Regions from separate parts of the Mus musculus genome. Here all the other regions are linked to region 2. The links are chromatin contacts, found by POLR2A ChIA-PET in ENCODE. All regions are on one chromosome and are shown on one strand. Each heading gives the region's core, a stretch centred on a gene start or an enhancer-like site at or near the end of the contact. The rest is flanking DNA. Distances are from core to core; before and after follow the strand shown. Region 1 holds the start of Rnf41 (ring finger protein 41). Region 2 holds the start of Pan2 (PAN2 poly(A) specific ribonuclease subunit). Region 3 holds the start of Gls2 (glutaminase 2 (liver, mitochondrial)). Region 4 holds the start of Ankrd52 (ankyrin repeat domain 52). Region 5 holds the start of Spryd4 (SPRY domain containing 4).

Region 1 (2,700 bases), core at 171-2,670, 110 kb after region 2:
GGCAATTCTTTTTTTTTTTTTTGCGGGGGGCGGAGGGAAGGAGTTTGAGACAGGGTTTCTCTGTGTAGCCCTGGCTGTCCTGGAACTCACTCTGTAGACCAGCCTGGCCTCCAACTTAAAAATCCACCTGCCTCTGCCTCCCAAGTACTGGGATAAAGGCGTGCGCCACCACTGCCCATTTTACACATGAAAATGGAAAGTTAGTTAAAAGCCAGTACCTTGGACATGGCAGGAGCTTACACATCATCTTTAATGTACCGAACGGTTCGGCTCAGGGCTCTGGGACAAGCAGCATTTTCGCCATAGAAAGATAATACGCAGATTCACTCTCCTTTGAAAGACGTTGAACCCGGAACATAAAAAGCAAGCCTCAAGCCAGGTGGACACTGGGGAGGCAAGAGGTAGGCGGATCTCTTGAGTTTAAGGCCAGCCTATCCTACATAGTGAATTCCAGGACAGCCAGGGCAACAAAGAGAAACCCTGACTAGGGGAGAGGGAGGGGAGGGAAGCAAGTTTGACTTGGTTCACAAAGGCACATCCGATTCCTGTTTCCTTATTTTATTGTATCTCAGAGACACCTAGAAGCTTAAGTTTCCTCTGGTACTCGTCATATTGTCTTCAAAGGAAGCAGCTAGCTCTGTATTCTCACGAATAAGCTAGTTACATATGTACTAATGTGAATTGCCCTTTAAAAAAGAGAGTATCTACAACAAATACTATTTGACACCAGATTAGCCTAAGAGGTAATGTAATTGCATTCCTTGTCTTGCTTCCCCGCTTACCTAACACAGAGCGCTTTAAACTCCACCACGACTCTCCTCGGGTTCTCTCCCACCCATTTCCCCTAACCACAGTGTTGCAGCCTTAGGAAATCAAATCCATTAATGTTTCGGGCGGTCTGAGTTTTTGAAGAGCCATCAGGAATACTACAAGAGTGTGTGGCTGGGAGGTGGACGACCCCTGCAGCACCCTAGATCAAAGCTTTGCGGTGAGACACTCCCTCCCTCTCCATCCTGCGGCCTCCTAAGTTAACAGCAGCATCCATCCCCATGACTGTGAGTCACAGGTCGGGAGGCTCCGGGATGCTGACCACAGCTCTGGAAACTGAAGGGCTGGGAGGACAGCAGGCCACGCTGCAGACCAGCTGCCCCGCGGCGACCTCGTCCCAGCGCTGCACCAGGTCTGGCACCCGAGCCGTGCACCACCCAGCACCAAGTAACTCTGCAAGGCGGGACACCCAGGGTCGCCCCGGAGCTTCACACCTGAAGCACATAGAGCCCTCCCTCCCAAAAGGCTACACTGTCCGTCCTAAGAACTTCCGGCCCAGAGCGGAGGCCCAGCTAGCCCCCGCCTCTCATAGGCCGCTCGCAAGGAGCATCCAGGCGCCGCCGAGTTAAATAGAGAGGCGGGGCTTGGTGACGAGCTTCCGCCCCGTTGCGTAGCAGCAGTGGGCGTGGCTAAGGGCTAACCCGAGACAGCGAGGAGTGGTCGGAACCTTCTTCCCCATCCTTACCTTCCCCTTCCCCTACGGGGAAAGGCTGAGACCGGGCACACAGTGTGCTACGCGGCCGCCGTGTCCTCAGCTGCAGCCAGGCCCCGCGTCCGGAGAAACCAGGCTGCGTTCCGGGTGGTGCGTAATGCGCCTGGGCGAGCTTCTAACCCTGGGGGGTTGGGGGGGAGAGGGGGCGAGGTCCCTGTGGATTGGTGCCTGGGTCCGAAGTGCTGGGGGTAGGGAGGAAGGGTGGAGAGGAGGAGGAAAATGGAGGAAGGGAGCTCAGCTGGGAGGAGTCGGGAGGTGAGCTAGCTGGGGGCTCTGGAGCTTTGGAAGATCCTCTGGAGTAGGGAGAGCCTCGGGAAGTGCGGGAGTGGCCTTGGGCCAGCCTGAGGACCCGGGAGGAGCTGATTGCTGGGGCTGAGGGACAACATGGAGTTTAAATGGCAATGATTGACAGGCCTGGAGGCGAAGGGAACGTTCTGGGGGCTAGCCTTGGCAGGGACCGCGGAACCCAAACCTCCGCCCTCCAAGCGCCATAGCTTGGCTTCTTTCCCATGCCTTGTCTTTGGCAGCCTTGTCTTTCTCTTTTATTCCTTCGCCGCTTCTCTCCCCTCCCGCCTCTCCGTGGAGGACTCTTACATTCCTTACATCTTTGACCCTGAATGATTTGCAGCCCCGCTCTCTGATACGCACGATCCATCCACTCGTTTAATACACTGGAAAGCCCACCCCAGTCCAGGAGGCAGGGCATTTGTGGGGTAGAGAGTGAGGGGGGGTGGGAGTAGGGGCAGGAGAAAGACCTGAAAAAGCAGGATGAGGGTGTTTTGGATTGGTACACTAACTTCATTTCATGAAACTTCATTTCAACTGGTAGCAAATGTGATGGTTACCAAGGCCACTGTTCTTGGGAGATTGACCTATGAGAATCTTGGCAGCTACTTCTTATACAGTAGTTTTAACTACTGTAGCAGGATGGGTGGCTACTAGTGTTCCCCCAAGAAAGAGTGGGATTGGATAGTGCCAAGGGAGGGTGAGGGGTGCATTTGTTATGCAGTGTCTTCAGTAAACCTTGTGGCAGGGCCTACTTCCCAGTGATTGAAAAGAAGGAACAAGCATTTTCAAGCATTTCCTCTGGTTCTCACTGTGAGTTTATTTTGCCATTCTGTTGCAACAAGTAATACAGCAGTCTTACACGTGCACTCAGA
Region 2 (2,700 bases), core at 169-2,668:
GTACCATCTTGAAATCCTCTTTCACCTTTTTGAAAAGAAATACATTTTTATTTGGATGAGGGGGGTGTTTTGAGACAGGGTCTCACTGTCTAACCTTGGTCGGCCTAGAATTCACTACGTAGACCAAGCTGTCCTCAAATTCACAGAAATCCATTCTGCCTCCTGAGTGGTGGGATTGCCATCCCACTTAGCCTGGTTTTTGTTTGTTTGAAACAGGGTCTCATGTAACCTGACTAGCCTGGGACTTGCTATATAGAAGAAGCTAACCTTGAACACTAATCCTCCTGCCTCAGGATTACTGCCATTACAAATATACCTCCACTATGCCTGGCCCAATAAATGCTTTAAAAGTTTTATTATTGGTGTTTATTATTGGTGAGAACTTTCTTCCACAGGCACCTGTTGAAAGGGATATTCACCATGTAGCCATAGCAAGCCTGGTCCTTACTATCTATGTAGCCTAGGCTGGCCTCGAATTTGTAAGGGATTCCTGCCTCTGCTTTAATAATGCAGGTATTGTAGGTATGGACCACTAGTGGCACAGGGCCTTTAAAAACAGAGATGACAGAGCTGAGTTTGGGCAACCTAAGACATCTCACAGCCTGGACCAATTCCAAAGCAGTTTAGTACACAGCCAGTACCCCCAAATATTTTAGACACGGTGACACACTCTCACAGGAGAGGGAGAGGCAGTAGGATCTCTTAGTTGGAGATTAATCAAGAACCCCTCAGAATAGCTACAGCTCAGTTGACTCAGTTTACTGTTTATCTCTCTCTTGGGGTCAATGTCCAGCTCCACGGTCTAGGGGAATTTTGACAGTCTAGGAGACTTGTTTCTTGGGAAAATTAGGGGACCTCTGGGGACGACACAAACATTGATGGGAATTTCAGATGGATGCCTCTAGAAATAGAGAAAAGGTGGCCACTTGGGCCACACTAGAAGTCAGGCTCCCGCTTCCTTTTTCTTCCCCACATCTAGAAGTCATAGGAAATGCCAGTGAGTTTCGGGGGTACAGGGTCAGAGGTATTGGAATGGCTCACAGGCACAGCAAGATGAAGGTCTATACGCCGGGAATGATGAAGGCCACGCTGGGAATACCCACCGGGCGAGTCCCAGTGCTTAGCCTCTGGCGCCCCTTTAGTCTAGTTCTTATTCAGGGAGCGTAAAAGCTTGGCTTCAAAGTCTAAAGTTAATTTTGCTTAACAAAGCCTGAGAGCGAAGGGATTACTTTTCGTAACACCAAATAGATCCGCGCCTGATTCAGTTTGTCCCCGGTGGCATTCCGTAACCTTGTTTTGGCGGAGGCTACGTCACTCTCCTTCTCAGGCGCTGCCTGTACCTGGCTTTTTCTGATTGGCTGGGATGAGCCCGTGGCCCCCGCTGATTGGAAGCGATGGCTGCCAATCCACCGTCCGTCTTGCTTGGGTTAGGTTGAGCTAGAGGCGGGGGAGTAGTAGGGAAACTGGAATTTCCCGCGGAGCTGACGGCGCTTTCTCTACCCCCTACTCGTTTGAATTCCACGCGCTCCAAAATATCCGCCATGGAGAAATCTTGGTAATGACCCATTCCCCGTAAGCATCCCAGGAACACGTCTTGACCTTTGCCCTAATCCTTCCCCTCCCGTCCCCTGCGCTGGGGGAGAATTCTGGGTAACCAGTTTCTCTGGTTCGCTCAAAGAATTCTGGGTAGCTATCCGTTTCCATTACTTCCCCCTTACCCCCGCCCCGTTTGTGGGTAACTGGCCGTTCTTGTTACCCACCCCCTGGAGAATGCTGGGTAACCACTGTAAAGGATTCTGGGAAACTGGCTTGTCTTGCCCCCTTCACCGCCCAGCCCCTTTGTCTCATGTCCAATTCTAAGAAACAAGCATTTCAGAGCTCTCCCCCGAACTCCAGCCCCTATCAAACCCGCTCCCTTCACCTTGTGGTTCAGGAGAAAGGGAAGTCAAGAGTTAGATCATTTGGTGGGCTGGCAGGGAACTTAGGAAGTTTAGAGGTGCAGAGTAAGGGACACTGTCATGCCACTCACAGTACAGCGTTGCCCTTGTCCTCTTCATGCATGCTTCCGTCTTTGCCTGGCAGTCTCATCCCCTCTGCCTACCTGATTGTCCTGTCCACATAGAAGATACTTCCAGTACCTAGGCCTATCCCTGACTGCGCTGCCTCTTTCCCTTGCAGGCCAGAATGTCCATTCTAGGTTCACTGGTGCTGTCCTCCTGAAGGCTGGGTCACTTGTCTGTAGGAAGCGTGGCAAGGGAGGGTGTGACTCCGGTCTGACCAGCGGCCACTATCGTCATGAACTTTGAGGGTCTGGATCCTGGACTGGCCGAATTTTCCCCAGCTATGCATTCTACCCTGGACCCAGTCCTGGATGCCCACCTGAATCCAAGTTTGCTACAGAATGTGGAGCTAGACCCAGAGGGAGTGGCCTTGGAGGCTCTTCCTGTCCAGGAGTCAGTGCACATAATGGAAGGTGTCTACTCTGAGTTGCACAGCGTGGTGGCTGAAGTGGGAGTGCCTGTGTCTGTCTCCCACTTTGATTTACATGAGGAGATGCTGTGGGTGGGGAGCCATGGGGTAAGAACTATACCCCTTTCTGAAGGCTGAAAGGGTGTATTAGAAATCTTTATCTGGTCTTTGCCCAAGGACAGCTCTTTGCAGGTAGTCAAAACTGAGTTGAACTGATGAGAGTTAGCTGGG
Region 3 (2,700 bases), core at 121-2,620, 110 kb before region 2:
TCTTTCAGATGACGTTGAACTACTGACCCACTTGTCTCCACATCCCTGGCGCTGGGACTCCAGGAATGCTGACCACCACATTTTTAATTCTCCTAAATTTTGTGCATTTTCTCCACTACAAACCAAGACCACACCTTTAATCCCAACACTCTGGAGCCTAAAGTAGGTGGATCTGAGAGTTTGAGGTCAGGCTGGTCTAGCTCGTAAGTTCTAAGAGATACGGAGAGGCCAGGTCTTAAAACTAAAAACAATTGGGGGAGCACGTATATGTTTTGTGTTTCTTTGCTTTTTTGTCGTGTGTGTGTGTGTGTTTGTGTGTGTGTGCACGCGCACCGGCATGCGTGTGGTGTTGCACACCCCTGCAATTCTAGCACTTGAGAAGTTGAGGTAGAAGGTTGGCCACGAATTCAAGGCCAACACGGGCTACAAACTGAGTACTACGGCAACAAGGGCTATATCTCAAAGCCCTGTTTCTAAAACAACAATAAAAAAAGATTTCAGCCGGCCCAGCACTTGGGAAGCAGAGGCAGGCGGATTTCTGAGTTCGAGGCCAGGCTGGCCTACAAAGTGAGTTCCAGGACAGCCAGGGCTATACAGAGAAACCCTGTCTGGGGGGGGTGGGGGGGGGGAAGATTTTGAGTTCACTGGCTTATTTTAATACGTGAACTTTAGAGAAAGAGAACTTTAGAGAGAGACTATAAGTCCTCCGCAGCCACCAAATGACCTAAGAACCTGGGCTCCATGACGCCTAGCAATGAAGCGCGGCGGGCTGCTTCTGGACCGTCTTTCTGTCCACTCAGCGCCAGCGCGCATCCGTGATTGGGGTGTTTGCAGCCCGCACCGCCTGCCTGTAAGTGTGCACTGGCCACCCCTGGCCTTCGAACATGGAAGGTCACTACGTGGCTCCCGCATCCCGCTCGCTCTCATCTCTCTTTGAAAGTGTGGCGTTTTCATCTGCACCAGAGCACTCCGTCGTCCCCAGCCCTGGCGCGTTTCCACGAACTCCGACTGCGCAGAGGCCGATCCTCTCCCCGCCAAAGCTCTGACGCGCGCCGGTGTCCCGACTGTCCCAGCCTCCCGCGCCTTTCCCCGCCTCCCAGCGTTCCTCCTCCTCAGTGATTGGACGCGGTTCCTGTCCCTTTTGACTCCAGACCACGCCCCCTCCCCACCCAGCCGCCTCCAGCTTCTCCTCAATCGAACCCGTGGCGCTCCTGGCTGGAGGCTGTGAGGGGACTATGGGTGTACCTGCGGGATCCGAGTCGTCCCGGACTGGCCCCTCCCCGGACCCCAACCACTCCCACCGGGCCGGTCCTTCCCCCCCCCACCCCCCCCCCGCAGGCTCCACTGGCCCCAGGACTGCTCCCGGGCTCCTAGTCTCGCCCGCCACTCTTCCGCCCCTCCCTCCTCGCCGCCGCTCGCACGTCTGGAGCGCCCGGGCCGAGCGGGTGGCGCGCCGGGGGCATGCGCTCCATGAGGGCTCTGCAGAACGCGCTGAGCCGCGCGGGCAGCCACGGTCGGCGGGGAGGCTGGGGTCATCCGAGCCGGGGCCCGCTTCTGGGCAGGGGCGTCCGGTACTACCTCGGTGAGGCCGCAGCGCAGGGCAGGGGGACGCCGCACAGCCACCAGCCGCAGCACTCGGATCAGTAAGGCTCGCGGGACAGGGGCAGGGGACAGGCTGGCTCCCACTCCCACTGTCGTTCTCGCTAGCTCCCTGGGAGTCCCCTTCCCCAGAGAGCGAGCGCATCTCATCTCCTCTCCGCGCTCACTAGCCTGCGATGCCTTTTCCTTTAGATGTGGGGCTTTGGGTCCGCCGCGCTCGGGCGGTCAGGTGCTGTCCGCCGCGCTCGGGCGGTCAGGTGCTGTCCGCCCGGGAGGGCGTTTGGGCAGGTCGGTCTTCGAGATGATGCCTGTCCAAGGTGCGTACTTATTTGGGAACGCAGATGGGCGCGGAGTGTTGCTTGGTGCACGTGTCTGAGTGCAGGGCCGAGTGCACACCTGCCCATCCCCAGCCTCTCTTCTCTGGTCCCAGTATTTTAGGGAATTTTGTGGATATCGAACAGCTTCCTGCCCCAGGTCCAAGTGCGCTTGGGTCTGACTGTGTGGGGTTTCTTGTCTCTGCCTGTCGTCAGTGGGTAATGTGCGGTGTGCGTCATTGCTGATGCGCACGTAGGTGCGTATGTGTCCGGAGTGTTTTTGTAGCAGAGCTTAACCGTGGAATATCTTATATGCTGGCAAAACACTGATAATCAAGTTTCCAACTTGGTTTTGGAATGCGTTGATTATTCATAAATGAGAAAATTGTGAGACAGTTCCTAAACCAGTCAGCTATTGCGTTGCTCTGCCTCTCTAAATTGAAGTGTTTTTCCCCTTTGGGGCCATCTTCAACCCAGGAAGTCGACCCCCCCCCCCCCAGCATACATTGCCCAGGAATGCTTAGTAGCTGGGCTTTCTCTCCAGCCCCAAGAGGAGTGTTTTCAAAGCATGAAATTTGTTATCCTCAGACATCCAGCTGGACGTTGTCCTGGTAGCTCCTGCCTCATTATGGCAGTATAGGAAATGGACCGTTTTTTCCCTATCATATCAGCTTAGTGATATTTAGAAACATATGCACACCATAATTAAATGAACCAGACTGACACAGCAAACTACCTCAACACCAATAAATATGGTTGGGTAAGCAAATACCATTTGCTTATCCGT
Region 4 (2,700 bases), core at 191-2,690, 74 kb after region 2:
AACTCAGGACCTTTGGAAGAGCAGTCAGTGTCAGTGCTCTTACCTGCTGAGCCATCTCTCCAGCCCTTATTATTATATATTATTATTGTTGTTGTTGTTGTTGTTTGGCGGTGAGATTTGAGACAGAGTGATTTCTTTTCAATTTAACTTATAAACTACTTTTTTTTTTTTTAAATCTCACGTATGAATGTTTTACCCACCAAAAATTTCTGCAGTTGGAGTTACAATCCGCTATTAGTTGCTAAGTGGCTGCTGGGGATTAAACTTGGGCCCTTTGGAAGAGTGGTCAATGCTCGTTAACTAGCTGAACCACCTGCCCAGGCCCAACACTTTCTTGTTGGCTAATGGATATAGGCAGACCCGGTCCACTGTGGGTAGTACCATCCCTAGTCAGGTGGCCCTAAATTAGATAAGAGATCTGGTTAAGCTTGAGCCTGGGTTCATTCCTCCCTGGGTTCTTCGTTCAAGTTCAAGTCTGAGTTTCTGCCCTAAGTTTTCTCAAAGATGGACTAAACCCTTTCCTTCTTTTAGTTGGTTTGGTCATTGTTATCGTAGCAACACAAAGGAACTGGGGCTCATGATGTAGCCAGGACAGTTCTTGAATACACAATCCTCCTGCTTCAGGTTCCAGAGCGCAGGAATCTTATAAATGATTCACACCTGGCTCTAAAGCATCTTTTATAAATTGTACCCATCTATCAGTCTCCACTTTTCTTTCTCCCTCGGCCAACTGTCCCTGATTGGCTGCCTCTTTTGACCTCTCCAATGGGTGAGGGGGAGTTCCTCTCTACTGCCTTTTTACCGGGAGAAACAGTTACTACCCTAATCTGGCAGGGTAATTATGGAGTTGCTGTTGGGCTTAGAGGCCTTTCTTCAGCTGCCAAGTGTCCAGCTCTTCACGGAGGCTTCCTGAAGCAGGAGTCTTTTGAGATTTTTCTGCAGCTTAGCAATCTTGCTATTTTCTTTCTACCCAGTGGAGACTGGTTCTGGGGCCATCTATAAGTCTCGGGTCGCCACACTCCGAGTTTCCACTATCTCTGGGGTACTTGGGGGTGTGAGTACGGTCGGAGGCGTCCGCTCTACCGGAGCATTGTGGGCTGGGTGAGCTCTCGCCCGCTGTTTGGTCCTGGGCTCGGGAGTCACTGGGGGAGCGAGACCCGACTCCGTGCCATGGGCCTGCGAGAGACCCCTCGGGCCGCCCGACTGCAACGGAGGGCACAGCGCGGTCCGCTGGCGGAGCTGCGGAACCCGCGCGCGGGGTAGGGGGAGCCCGGGCCGCCCTGGCCGTCCTGGCGCGGGGCGAGGGCGCCGAGGCCTGGGCAGCCTGCGCGGACAGCGAGCACCCCGAGGCCCGGCCAAGGCTCGCCGCCAGGGAGCGCTGCGGGCTCCCGCTCGCCCGCCCCCCGGTAGGCGGGGCCGCCCTCTCCCCGCAGCCGCCGCCGCAGCCGCCGCCTGGGCCGCCCCGTGTCCCCGGTGGAGCCGCCGCCGCCGCTGCCGCCGCTGCCGCGAGCTCGATGCGGACGGAGCCTGGGCCGGGCCATGGGGATCCTCAGCATCACGGACCAGGTCAGCCCTCCCACCCTTCCCCACTTCCTCTTCCCAGGCCCCGGCACCGCCGCCACGCGAGCCCGGGGATGTGCGGCCTAGGCTGGGCCCGAGCCCGGGGTTCCCGCGGCTCCCGCCGCGCCCCACGCCGTGCTCCACTCCGTGGAGCGGGTGTCCTTGGGGGCCTGGCGACCGGTGGGGGCACGGCGGGAATCCGCTGCAGCCAGGACCCCTGTAGCGGAGCCCCTCCAGCGACGCCCCCCTCCAACCTGTGTGCTCCCCCACCTCCTGGTAACGCCGTGGCTCGGGCCCGCTCCCTGAAAGCTGGTTCTCCCTGCAGCCGCCCCTGGTCCAGGCCATCTTTAGCCGAGATGTGGAGGAAGTGCGTTCCCTCCTCTCGCAGAAGGAGAACATCAATGTACTGGTGAGTTGGGAGCAGGGAGGATGGCGAGCCGGAATCCGGAGGGGTTCGGGACCCCTCCCCACAAGTGGGGCGGCTCCGTTTCTCCTCTGCTCTGATGAAACTGCAGCTCTTTCTACCCAGAAATGGGAGCCTGCTCCGCATTTAAGGTTGGTCAGGCATGGAGCACCGATCATGGGTTCTGGGGATGCCCAGAAAACCCTGTCCCCTTCTCAACCATCGGGGTCTGCAGCGCCCCCACCCCTCCGGGAAGGAGTAGGTTTCTTGGTCGGTAGCCCTGACTCCACCCTCCCAGGATGCTGGCTTTTGAAGCCCGATATTGGGATTTAAGACCCTGCAGAAGAACCTAGAGGAAGGGAAGGGCTTGGAGTTCTCATACTAGAACTGGCGTTCAGGATAATTTCTCTCTACAGCTGCTTCTCTTTTCTGCCTTTCCAGGACCAAGAGAGGCGAACCCCATTGCATGCTGCTGCCTACGTAGGCGATGTCCCCATCCTCCAGTTGCTACTGATGTCAGGTGAAAGTGGGGAGCTGGGAGGTGCGGCATCTAGGGAGGGGAGAAGTCTTTTTAGATCCGAGGATTGATTGCTGGTGCTTGGTACAAGAATGGCTTTCTGTCCGTTCAGGTTCCCCACTCTGATTATTGGTTTCCTTCCCTCCCCCTCCTCAAATCCCAACAAAATAGCAAATTGTGTCCACACAGGTGCTAACGTCAACGCTAAGGACACACTGTG
Region 5 (2,700 bases), core at 37-2,536, 92 kb before region 2:
TTACTCTAGAGAATCTGGTGAGCCCCCAAAACAAGTTACATGTGGATAAGGGACGGGCCGAGAGGCAGGACCGCAGGACTGAACAGTCTAAGGTGTGTGGGCACAAGTAGAAGGACCCAAAGAACTGGCCTGAGGAGGCGAATCCCCTGATGACCTAGGAAACTGGCGACTTTGGCTGTATACCTAGCTCTTACAGAGTAGGGCCCAGGGGAAGATGGCTACAATATTGCACAAAGGATCCCAACAGAATTGTGAGAGCTACCAGTTGCTTGAAACAAAGTAAAATCGCTTTAGACACTAAGGACAGAAAGCTGACCATGAGCACGATTCAGGGTCTTGGCCACATTAGAGGCCCTTGGGCACTTCGAGTCCTGAGTGGGTTAGCAGCTCTCCATCCCAAAGAGCAAAAGCAGGTGCCACTGGGCCCCGGAAATCTGTCTGTAGTGTGTGGATCACAGAGATCCGACTCACATCCACCAGGCTCAGCTTCTTTGCCTCATAGTCCAGCAGCAGCCCCACCTTCTCTGGTTGCCCAATACCCTTAATTGGAGCTTTTTCGTTGGCCAACATGCTGTGCCACTTGCGCTGGGCATAGGAGAACACCCAGGAACGATCATCAGCACCAACGCAGCTGTCCCGGGACATGTCCACGTCTGCCACTCCTATCCGGAACTGCTGGGAGCGCTTCACTGTTACCTCCCAGTAGTGTCTGCCACTGGTGACTGTGGTGTCTCCGAGCACCACTGCCCACTCCCGGAAGCGCTCCAAATTCAGGGCCACCTTGGTGGGTTCCAGTCCCACCAAGCCATATTTGACACCCGTGTCGCCTCTGAAGAGTGCCAGGCTGCTGTGGGCCGTTTTTTCTTCCAGTTTGAAACTGATGCCTGAGGGCAGAGCAAAAAAGAACTCGTAAACCTAGGGCTGTGTTTGATCTGAAAGCTGTCCAGGCGATGACGGGAAATCGAGAAAAGTCAATGTCAAATGTTAACATGGAAAGAGCAGAGGTGCCGCTTTAGTAAGACAGCCCTGGGAGCTGCAAATCACTGACTGGGGAAGCCAGAAGCCGGTGCCCCAGGTTTGGAATCTTGCTAGATCAAGGCAGAGGGGAGAGAGGAGAAATGAGGAGTGGAGTTCTCTGATCGCGCTCTGGGAATGACACGTTAACTACTTTGGAGTGACAGTAAAAAAGAAATATGCCTACCTCTCCGGGATTCCACAGCAGGGACCCCCCATCGCTTGGTGCCCCAGCGGTACAACTTCCAACAGCGTGCAAAGGGCAGCGCCATCTTGTGCCACAGATGCACGGGGCACGCCCCCAGGGGACACCGACCAATGACTGGTCCGCGCCCGGAGCACGTGGTGCGAGACGCGAGTGTCGTGAGAAATCGGTATCTCGGTGATTTCTAGTCTGGCGAGCTAGATCAATACGTGAAGAGACGTACTGATTATATCTCAACTAAGTAGGATACCCCTCTCACACACACACACACCCAGAGAGCCTGTGTAAACAGAGTCTCTGATTTGTTTGGTTTTGAAACAGGGTCTCCTGTAGCCTGGATTGGCCTGGAATTCATTATGTAGTCATGGCTGGCCTCAATTTCATAAAAATCTACCTGCCTCTGCCACCCAAGTGCTGAGACTAAATTAATGCATGCGATACCAAGTCTGGCAAGATAAAAGAAGTATTTTTTTAAAGTAGTTTAATCCGGGGGGGGCGGGGGGAGTGACACACAGCCCTCAGGAGGCAGAGGCAGGCAGTTTTCTATGAGTTCGAGGCCAGTCTGGTCTACATACCAAGTTCCAGGACAGGCAGAGCACCACACATTATTTAAAAAAAAAAAAAAAAAAAAAGCGTAAATCCGTTTCCCAGAGCCTCAGCATTCTCTTTGGACAGAATGTGTCTACATTCAAGCTTACTGTTCTGTCTTCTGAGACAGAGTTACTATGTAACCTTTGCAGGCCTCAAACTCTAGATCCTGCTGCCTCAATTTCCCAAGTGCCAGGTTGTGCTCAGTTTTTTTTTGTTGTTTTTTTTTTGTTGTTTTTGTTTTGTTTTTTTCGAGACAGGGTTTCTCTGTATATCAGTTTTTTATTATTATAGTTTGAGACAGGGTCTCAAGGATCGGCCTGCCTCAGCCCGCGGAGTGCTGGGATTAACAACATGACTTGTGCTCATTATTATTATTATTGTTATTATTATTATTATTATTATTATTATTATTATTATTATTATTATTATTATTATTTTCGAGACAGGGTTTCTCTGTGAAGTCCTGGCTGTCCTGGAACTCACTCTGTAGACCGGGCTGGCCTCGAACTCAGAAATCTGCCTGCCTCTGCCTCCCGAGTGCTGGGATAAAAGGTGTGCGCCACCAACGCCCGGCTACCTCATTATTTTTTAATGTATAAATGAGCTTGAAAGTGTGTGTGGGGTGGTGCAGTGACTCATTCTCTCCACTAGGGTTCAGTCAGGCCCAGCCTTTTCAGCCCCGTAACTGTAGAGATGCAGGTTAACTTTTTTTTTCCCCTTCTAATTACAAAACTACTTTTAATACTTTGAGGTATGTCGCATACCTCAAAACTGGGAAGAGTAACCTCACTTTCCAGGAGTGGCCCAGGGTAAGAGAGGAAGGAAACACGAGAGGGACCTGCTGCAGACTTGCAAATGCCGAAGGGAAGGAACTGTATAGCACGGTGGGA

Evidence for each region. ChIA-PET counts read pairs that join two places held with the same protein, here RNA polymerase II (POLR2A).
Region 1: POLR2A ChIA-PET joins it to region 2 with 21 read pairs in embryonic stem cell. The contact joins the promoter of Rnf41 here to the promoter of Pan2 in region 2. POLR2A ChIA-PET finds 5 or more read pairs at or near these places in 3 of 5 experiments (Patski and embryonic stem cell).
Region 3: POLR2A ChIA-PET joins it to region 2 with 13 read pairs in embryonic stem cell. The contact joins the promoter of Gls2 here to the promoter of Pan2 in region 2. POLR2A ChIA-PET finds 5 or more read pairs at or near these places in 3 of 5 experiments (Patski and embryonic stem cell).
Region 4: POLR2A ChIA-PET joins it to region 2 with 15 read pairs in Patski. The contact joins the promoter of Ankrd52 here to the promoter of Pan2 in region 2. POLR2A ChIA-PET finds 5 or more read pairs at or near these places in 4 of 5 experiments (Patski and embryonic stem cell).
Region 5: POLR2A ChIA-PET joins it to region 2 with 23 read pairs in Patski. The contact joins the promoter of Spryd4 here to the promoter of Pan2 in region 2. POLR2A ChIA-PET finds 5 or more read pairs at or near these places in 3 of 5 experiments (Patski and embryonic stem cell).

The regions. Positions count from the first base shown.
Region 1 is chr10:128,410,196-128,412,895 of GRCm38, forward strand. It overlaps Rnf41 (ring finger protein 41), which reads left to right and starts at 1,421. Exons shown (of 7, transcript NM_001164237.1): 1 at 1,421-1,630. It also overlaps a transcript of Nabp2 not described here.
Region 2 is chr10:128,301,917-128,304,616 of GRCm38, forward strand. Pan2 (PAN2 poly(A) specific ribonuclease subunit) reads left to right here and starts at 1,419. Exons shown (of 26, transcript NM_133992.3): 1 at 1,419-1,555; 2 at 2,179-2,577. The coding sequence starts at 2,296.
Region 3 is chr10:128,193,265-128,195,964 of GRCm38, forward strand. It overlaps Gls2 (glutaminase 2 (liver, mitochondrial)), which reads left to right and starts at 1,371. Exons shown (of 18, transcript NM_001033264.3): 1 at 1,371-1,643. The coding sequence starts at 1,462.
Region 4 is chr10:128,375,684-128,378,383 of GRCm38, forward strand. Ankrd52 (ankyrin repeat domain 52) reads left to right here and starts at 1,441. Exons shown (of 28, transcript NM_172790.2): 1 at 1,441-1,566; 2 at 1,886-1,969; 3 at 2,405-2,483; 4 at 2,670-2,700. The coding sequence starts at 1,540.
Region 5 is chr10:128,210,508-128,213,207 of GRCm38, forward strand. It overlaps Spryd4 (SPRY domain containing 4), which reads right to left and starts at 1,287. Exons shown (of 2, transcript NM_025716.2): 1 at 1,202-1,287; 2 at 1-884. The coding sequence starts at 1,286. The coding sequence ends at 346.